Linked DNA regions of Homo sapiens: region 1 is linked to region 2. Evidence: chromatin loops called from intact Hi-C (ENCODE). Cell type or tissue: PC-3. All regions are shown on one strand. Region 1 overlaps TRPM8 (transient receptor potential cation channel subfamily M member 8). Region 2 overlaps TRPM8 (transient receptor potential cation channel subfamily M member 8).

Region 1 (4,000 bases), 53 kb before region 2:
CTAAGAACTGATATCATTCTTGGCACCTGTGAAGACAGTAGGGGTCCAGGCTGCATAGGGACCCCTGCTTTTCCTCTTATTCTAAGAGGGTCTCAGCAAATAGCATCTTGGAGCATCACCTGCTGCCTGTATCTACCTCCTGTTTCTCACTTCTACTTTTTGGAGCAGGATACCTTGGGGTCAATGACTTCGGGAGCCTCCACTGGCTTTTGCTATTTTCCTAGTTTTCATCCATCTATTCAAACTGAAAAAAATTTGGCTGATAGAGGCAATTAGAAAAACAGGATAATGCCTACAACAAAATAAATCTCAGCTCTCTCCTGGTGGTGACTGAGACATGGAGGCACAGATGCCTAGTGACCTTTTCAGGTATTGTAACCCTTGTATGCACCCCTGCCATGCCCCTGCCAAAATAAGAGTGGAGGAGATCTCTCTGGATGGTGTCATTTATATTTGAAGCTTCTGCAAGTGTTATACTCACCATTTTCATGAATAATTGATGGCTCAAAGAGTGGAGATGGCTGGGGTTTGGTGTGGGGCCCTTTGGAGCATTTTCCTTAGAGTATGAACAAGTTTTTCCTCTCTCATTCAGTGTGCAAAGGAAAACATCTTGTTTCTCCCCCCACCCCATTTTTTTTTTAATCAGAAAGAGACTTAGAACTAGACAATCCTGATTGAAAATGACACTTTAGGACTGATTTGACCATGGTGATAGGTGAGCTAAAAAGCAACTTATAAAACATGCCAGAAGCCTTTTTTTATTAGGATAATAAGAGCACACTAATATTTTTTTTGTATTGAGTTCAAAGGATGCATGAATATTCTGTTGTTCATGAGTGACTTCTAGACTATTTAAAATTATTCATGACCATTGATAATAAAAATAGTACCACGGCCAACCTCTCCCCTCAGCAAACAACATGAGGTTTGTAACCCTTTGTTTAAATTTTGGCAGTGTACTAATGTTGTTAAGATGACAATCTATTTCTTCTCAAAGCTGTATTAAAGTGGCACAAATTAGCTTAATGTTTAAGATTGGGTCTCAGGCCAGCCTGCTTGATTTTGAATTCTGCATCCTCTACTTATTAGCTGTGTGACTTTGGGAAAGTTACCTAACCTCTCTGTGCCTTGGTTTGTCATCCATCTAAAGGAGAAAATAATAATCCATATAACTCATGGGGAGATGGATCCATGTAAATACTCTTTAACGTATCCATGTAAAGAGTATTTACATGGATCCATCTTGCCATGTGTTATATGGATTATTATTTTATTACAAGTACAGTGCCTGGCACATAATAGACATGACACAATACATAACAGTTATTTATTACTGACATTTGGATGGTGTTCCTGGTCTGATGGAGATGTATGTTTCATGTGCAAGCAGGACAAATTGTAATGTTCAGACATTCAAGTTGTGACTACACAAGAACACAAAGCCAAAATTAACATGATATTGCCGCTTGAACATCCAATCAGTTACCTGCATGTGTTTTGAAAAGATTTGATTATATGCTCTGGAAACATTTTATTGCACTTTAAGGACAAGGGGGTCCTTGGTGTGATCTGTGGGCCAGTGGTCCTCTGAAGGTGGTCCTGAGGCCACCTCATTAGCACCTGGGAACTTGCTAGAGATGCAGAATCTGGGGCTCACTGCAGATGTCTCATGCTCTTGAGGTGGGGCCCAGCACTCTGAGTTTTAATAAGTCCAGTGAGTCAGCCTGCAGGATGACGTATAGTTTCCTGTGTGAGAAACTGTAGGAACTGTTGGTCCTTAGTTTGTAACTGCCATCTCTCCTGATAGGTATGGTAGGTCTATCGTGAAGTTTTGAAAAAAATGTGAACGGTATTTCAAGAGTCCATCTTGATTTTAATTTTTACTGAGGTTATCTCTATGGTGGTCATTAAGATTCCATTAAATTCATCAGGCCCATTTGAAATTTTTGAGAGTAAAGACCATGAATAGAAATAATTGAGATTATTGATTAAAAACATGAAAGCAAAGATTGACATAGTTAAACAAGTAAATCCTAGAACTGGACAAATCCTTAGCTATCTCTCTGTGAAGGTCCCTTCCTTTGGGCCTGCCATGGAGATAATTCCATTGAATTTTACTTTCATGGCATAGCTTCAACTTGCATTCAGGACATTCTAAGAAATAGCCAGGCTAAGTTTAGTGCTGTAAGTCTTGCATGGCTGTGCAGGGATATTTACCACTATGTGGCCCAGTGTGCTTTTGGCATAGGCATTTTTCTTTTAACTTATTATTTTGAGATAATTATAGCTTCACAGGAAGTGGAAGAGGAAAAAGCATAGAGAGGGTCTGTGTACTCTTCACCCAGTTCCCCTCAATGGTGACACCTCATGTAACTATCATACAAGATTAATACCAGAGAATTGGCATTGGCACAATGCAAAGGCTTTATCAGATTTCACCATTTTTTTTTTTTTTTTTTGAGATGGAGTTTAGTTCTTGTTGCCCAGGCTGGAGTGCAATGGTGTGATCTTGGCTCACCGCAACCTCCGCCTCCTGGATTCAAGTGATTCTCCTGCCTCAACCTCCTGAGCAGCTGGGATTACAGGTGCCCTTCACCATGCCTGGCTAATTTTTTGGTATTTTTTTAATAGAGATGGGGTTTCACCATGTTGGCCAGGCTGGTCTCGAACTCCTGACCTCAGGCGATCCACCCGCCTTGGCCTCCCAAAGTGCTCGGATTACAGGCATGAACTACCACGCCCGGCCCCAGATTTCACCACTTGGACATGCATTCATTCATGTGTGTATAGTTTAATGCAATTTTATCACGTCAGTAGATTCGTATAACTACTGCCACAACCGAATTTTGGAACTGTTCCATCACTAGAAAAGCCCCTTCACTCTGCCCCTTTACAATCACCCCATCCTCCTCATCCTACCTGTCCCCAAATGTAGGAGTTCTTTTCACCCTGGCCTCTGTATCAGGGAATGTGGGTTTGAAGTTAGTTTATGGATGCCTTGAAGCTTGTAATTGACTATGTTCATCCTGTCAACCTAAAATAATCAAAAGGCTCAGGATCCAATTAAAAGAGTTTATTCAAGTGCAAAGATGAGGGCCGCCATCCAGACAGCAGAATGACAGCAAAGGATGGTGATCACTGCACCTGGGATGGGGAAAAGGGAGAATCATTTATACAGGCAAAGCCAGAGGTGCCGAACAGAAACACATTTTCTTTTTTCTTTTCTTTTTTTTCTTTTTCTTTTTTCTTTTTCTTTTCTTTTCTTTTTTTTTTTTTTTTTGAGATGGAGTCTTACTCTGTCACCCAGGCTGGAGTGCAGGGGCGTGATCTCGGATCACTGCAACCTCCCAGGTTCAAGGGATTCTGGTGACTCAGCCTCCCAAGTACCTGGGATTACAGGTGCCCGCCACCACACCCAGCTAATATTTTTGTATTTTTAGTAGAGATGGGATTTCGCCATGTTGGCCAGGCTGGTCTCAAACTCCTGACCTCAAGTGATCCCCCTGCCTTGGCCTCCCAAAGTGCTGGGATTACAGGCGTGAGCCACCATGCCCGGCCAGAAACACATTTTCTGTATGAAGGCTACTGTACAAATGTAAGATTTGATTGACTACTACTGTTTATACTCTAAGGGGGTTGCTTAACAGTCTATTGTAAAGAGGTTACAGTCGCAAGGGTCTCTGTCTCCAACATCAATTAAGTCTAGGTTAGAATGAAGGATAGGGAGTCCGGTTAAGGTAGAACATCTCCATCTGGTTTTGCACAACCCTTGCAAAAGTCAGTCAGCAAGGGTTGTGCAAAAATAGCTGTGCTATGTGACTCTGTTTTCAGAGCTTCACTTTTCCCCTTGGCATAATCAACCTGGAAGGTCCTAAAATTTTATTTTCTTTTTACAATCCCTTTGCTTTGGCCATTGGTAAGTTTAGGGCATGATTTCTAGTGCCCCCTGAGGACCTTGGAACAGGCTTCCCCTGTGGCTGGATAAGCTCCTCACTTAACC
Region 2 (4,000 bases):
TTGGGACCTTCATTTTTTGGCGTCGTCTCTCTACCGTTGAACCCAGAAGTCTAGCTCAGGACTCATGTGTAGCAGGCACTTGATTAGTAATGGTTGAAAAAATAAATATTGATGGTGAAAGTGGTGTTATCCCTAAACCATTATGAAAAGTCATCCCAGAAAATCTTTTCACACTTAGCAGTTTACAAATTGTTTGACAACTACTGTTGTTGTCGTCACTGTTGTCCCCTCTGAACCTAAATGCAAAAATACATCAATTCAGCAAGTGTGTGCTAGGCACTTACAGTTTCCGAGGTACAATGCCGTGTGCTATGATAGATCTGGAGGGGGCAAAGAGTGCTGTTCTTGCCCTTACAGAGTCACTGACTCGTGTAAGAATCCTAAGTTGGCTTAAAGTTTCATGCCAACTCTGACAGACTTTTTTTAGTGACTTCTAGCCGTCCTGGGTTGAGAAAGATTCCAAGGGTCTGTCTGTTCTCAGCGGGAGAGCATTTTGATCGATTAGTGATGTCTGCCATGGGTATGACCTGGGGGAAGAGTCCTGACACCAGTGCCCTGTGTCTGACTTTCCTTGCCTAGTAGGTCTGAGGTGCAGATGGGGAATGGAGCTGGGATGGAGGTGGAGGAAGTGTGTCTGGAATTGGTGGGTTCTTGGTCTCACTAACTTCAAGAATGAAGCCGCGGACCCTTGCGGTGAGTGTTACAGCTCTTAAGGTGGTGCGTCTGGAGTTTGTTCCTTCTGATGTTCGGATGTGTTCGGAGTTTCTTCCTTCTGGTGGGTTCGTGGTCTCGCTGGCTCAGGAGTGAAGCTGCAGACCTTTGCGGTGAGTGTTACAGCTCATAAAAGCAGTGTGGACCCAGAATGAGCAGTAGCAAGATTTATTGCATAGAGCGAAAGAACAAAGCTTCCACACTGTGGAAGGGGACCCCAGCAGGTTGCCACTGCTGGCTCGCGCAGCCTGCTTTTATTCTCTTATCTGGCCCCACCCACATCCTGCTGATTGGTAGAGCTGAGTGGTCTGTTTTGACAGGGCGCTGATTGGTGCGTTTACAATCCCTGAGCTAGACACCAAGGTTCTCCAGGTCCCCACTAGATTAACTAGATACAGAGTGTCCACACAAAGGTTCTCCAAGGCCCCACCAGAGTAGCTAGATACAGAGTGTTGATTGGTGCATTCACAAACCCTGAGCTAGACACAGGGTGCTGATTGGTGTGTTTACAAACCTTGAGCTAGATACAGAGTGACGATTGGTGTATTTACAATCCCTGAGCTAGACATAAAGGTTTTCCAAGGCCCCACCAGAGCAGCTAGATACAGAGTGTCGACTGGTGCATTCACAAACCCTGAGCTAGACACAGGGTGCTGATTGGTGTGTTTACAAACCTTGAGCTAGATACAGAGTGACGATTGGTGTATTTACAATCCTTGGGCTAGACATAAAGTTTCTCCACGTCCCCACCAGACTCAGGAGCCCAGCTGGCTTCACCCAGTGGATCCCGCACCGCGGCTGCAGGTGGAGCTGCCTGCCAGTCCTGCGCTGTGCGCCCGCACTCCTCAGCCCTTGGGTGGTCGATGGGACTGGGCGCCATGGAGCAGGGGGTGGCGCTCGTGGAGGAGGCTCGGGCAGCACAGGAGCCCACTGAGGGGGTGGGAGGCTCAGGCATGGTGGGCTGCAGGTCCCGAGCCCTGCCCCACGGGAAGGCAGCTACGGCCCGGTGAGAAATTGAGTGCAGCGCCGGTGGGCCGGCACTGCTGGGGGACCCAGTACACTCTCCGCAGCCACTGGCCCGGGTGCTAAACCTCTCATTGCCCGGGCGGGCAGGGCCGGCCGGCTGCTCCCAGTGCGGGGCCCGCCAAGCCCACGCCCACCCGGAACTCCATCTGGCCCGCAAGCTCCACACGCAGCCCCGGTTCCCGCTCACGCCACTCCTTCCACACTTCCCTGCAAGCTGAGGGTGCCAGCTCTGGCCTTGGCCAGCCCAGAAAGGGGCTCCCACAGTGCAGCGGTGGGCTGAAGGGCTCCTCAAGTGCCGCCAAAGTGGGAGCCCAGGCAGAGGAGGTGCCGAGAGCAAGCGAGGGCTGTGAGGACTGCCAGCACGCTGTCACCTCTCAGAAGCGTAAGGTAAATGACTCATGTCAGTGTTGAACAGCAGGATTATCAGGCTTCACCTACCAGCAATTCTTGCCCCAGGACGGGGCCCTGCTATGTGCAGGGAATTTCCCCAACTTTGGATCAGCCCCATGGGAGTCCCATGCACTGCCCTGGGAAGTCACAGCTCTGCCCAGGCCATGCCCTCGGTATTAGTCTGTAGGGCTGCCAAGATGAAGCACCATAGACCTCATGGCTTTAATAACAGAAGTTCATTGCCTTATGGTTCTAGAGGCCAGAAGTCTGAGATCAAGCTGTCAGCAGGGCTGACTCCCTCTGGAGGCTGTGCGGGAGACTCTGTCCTAGCCTCTCCTCTAGCTTTTGGCGGCCAGCTGGCAAGCTTCACCATTCCTTGGCTTGTCGATGCATCCCTCTGATCCCTGTCCTCATGGGTGACTCCTGCATGAGTGATTGTGTCCAAATCTCCGCTCTCCCTGGGGACATTCGTCGTACTGGATCAGGGGTCACCCTACTTCAGCATGACTTCCTCTTTACTTAATTAGTTATATCTGCAATGCCCCTGTTTCCAAACAATGTCACATGCCAAGGTACTGGGGGCTAGGACTTCCATGTTTGAATCTTTGGAGACACAATTTAACCTGTAACACCTAAAACGAGTCTCTTTCTCTTAGCTGCCATCCTACTTCCTAGCTCTGTGTTGTGCCTTGCTATGTATGTGTCAGCAGCAGCGAGGGAATGGGAATAGTCTGTTTGAGGGAAGCAGAGAAAGACTGAAGGAGATTCATCATTTAAAACAGGGTGGGCCCAGACCAGAGTGAGGAAGTGAGAGAAGCAGCCCTCATCCAGCTAGGAGCCCTGGAGCCACGGTGCGGGAGCTCACTCTGGGTGAGGCCCTGCGTTTTCCCTTCTCCCGACCTGGCGTGGTTTCCTCCACTCTCACTTGTAGTTGACCATGACAAAGACCCTTTTCAAAGGCATTTCAGGGACAAAAAGACAGCATTCCCAGCTTAGCTTTTGCAAGAGGGAGGGGCTGAAAGGGTGAGATTGGGGGTTTTGTAGCACTGGAGGGGGAAGTGTCCCAACACCCCCTACCTCTCATTCCCTCTGAGGGACTGGCTGATGTCTTATCACGGACTGGGAACAACTGGGACAGTGTCTGCCCCACAAGTGGGGTAAGTGCCAAATTTTTTTTGTTTTTTAGTTTTTTTGTTGTTTTTTTTTGAGACTGTATCTTGCTCTGTTGCCCGGGCTGGAGTGCAATGGCGTGATCTTGGCTCACTGCAACCTCCACCTCCCAGGTTCAAGTGATTCTCGTGCCTCAGCCTCCTGAGTATCTGGGACTACAGGCACGCACCACCATGCCCAGCTAATTTTTGTATTTTTAGTAGAGACGGGGTTTCACCATGTTGGCCAGGATGGTCTCAATCTCTTGACCTTGTGATCCACCCACCTCGGCCTCCCAAAGTGCCGGGATTATAGGTGTGAGCCACTGCGCTCGGCCACCAAAAGGTTTTGACTGGTCTGTGGAAATTTTTAACCTTGGAGGGCAGCCCGCTGGTTCCTGGCAGGCCTTTTCTGGCACAGCTTCCTGGAGAGGCAGCTGGACCACCTGGGAGGTCACACAGGCCTCCAACCCTTGGTGGTGACTCATAGGCAGGATCTTGAGCTCTGTGGGGGCAGCAGAGTTTGCTGGAAGAGGCACGGCATCTGTAGGAACTGGAGCAGCACACTGCATGACTCAGGCGACCAGCCTGACATCTCAAAGGTAGCCATTGAGTAGAATCAAGTGACACTGGATTCATAGCCTGGTGGGGAAATGAGTCATGAGCACAAATTAGCAGAGAGAGAGAGAGAGACAGAGAGAGAGAGAGGCAGAGGAGAGAAATGT

What was found. Peaks named below come from ENCODE experiments on the same cell type or tissue, not always from the same donor. Only the 100,000 strongest peaks of a DNase experiment are listed, where the experiment ranks them.
Region 1: it touches region 2 in a loop (2.7-fold over the local background); 1 of 110 quality-filtered maps calls a loop at or near these places.

Annotation. Positions count from the first base shown.
Region 1 is chr2:233,918,415-233,922,414 of GRCh38, forward strand. The region is part of intron 1 of TRPM8 (transient receptor potential cation channel subfamily M member 8); the gene reads left to right. Among named protein-coding and RNA genes, the nearest start is that of TRPM8, 3.0 kb to the left of the region's middle. In PC-3, no CTCF peak of the experiment used is centred here; a DNase peak (open chromatin) is centred at 1,727.
Region 2 is chr2:233,970,919-233,974,918 of GRCh38, forward strand. All of the region lies in intron 17 of TRPM8 (transient receptor potential cation channel subfamily M member 8), which reads left to right. Among named protein-coding and RNA genes, the nearest start is that of TRPM8, 56 kb to the left of the region's middle. RefSeq lists enhancers at 3,431-4,000, 3,667-3,961. In PC-3, a CTCF peak has its summit at 2,445 (motif pointing left); DNase peaks (open chromatin) are centred at 2,183 and 3,863; H3K27ac peaks cover 1,707 bases.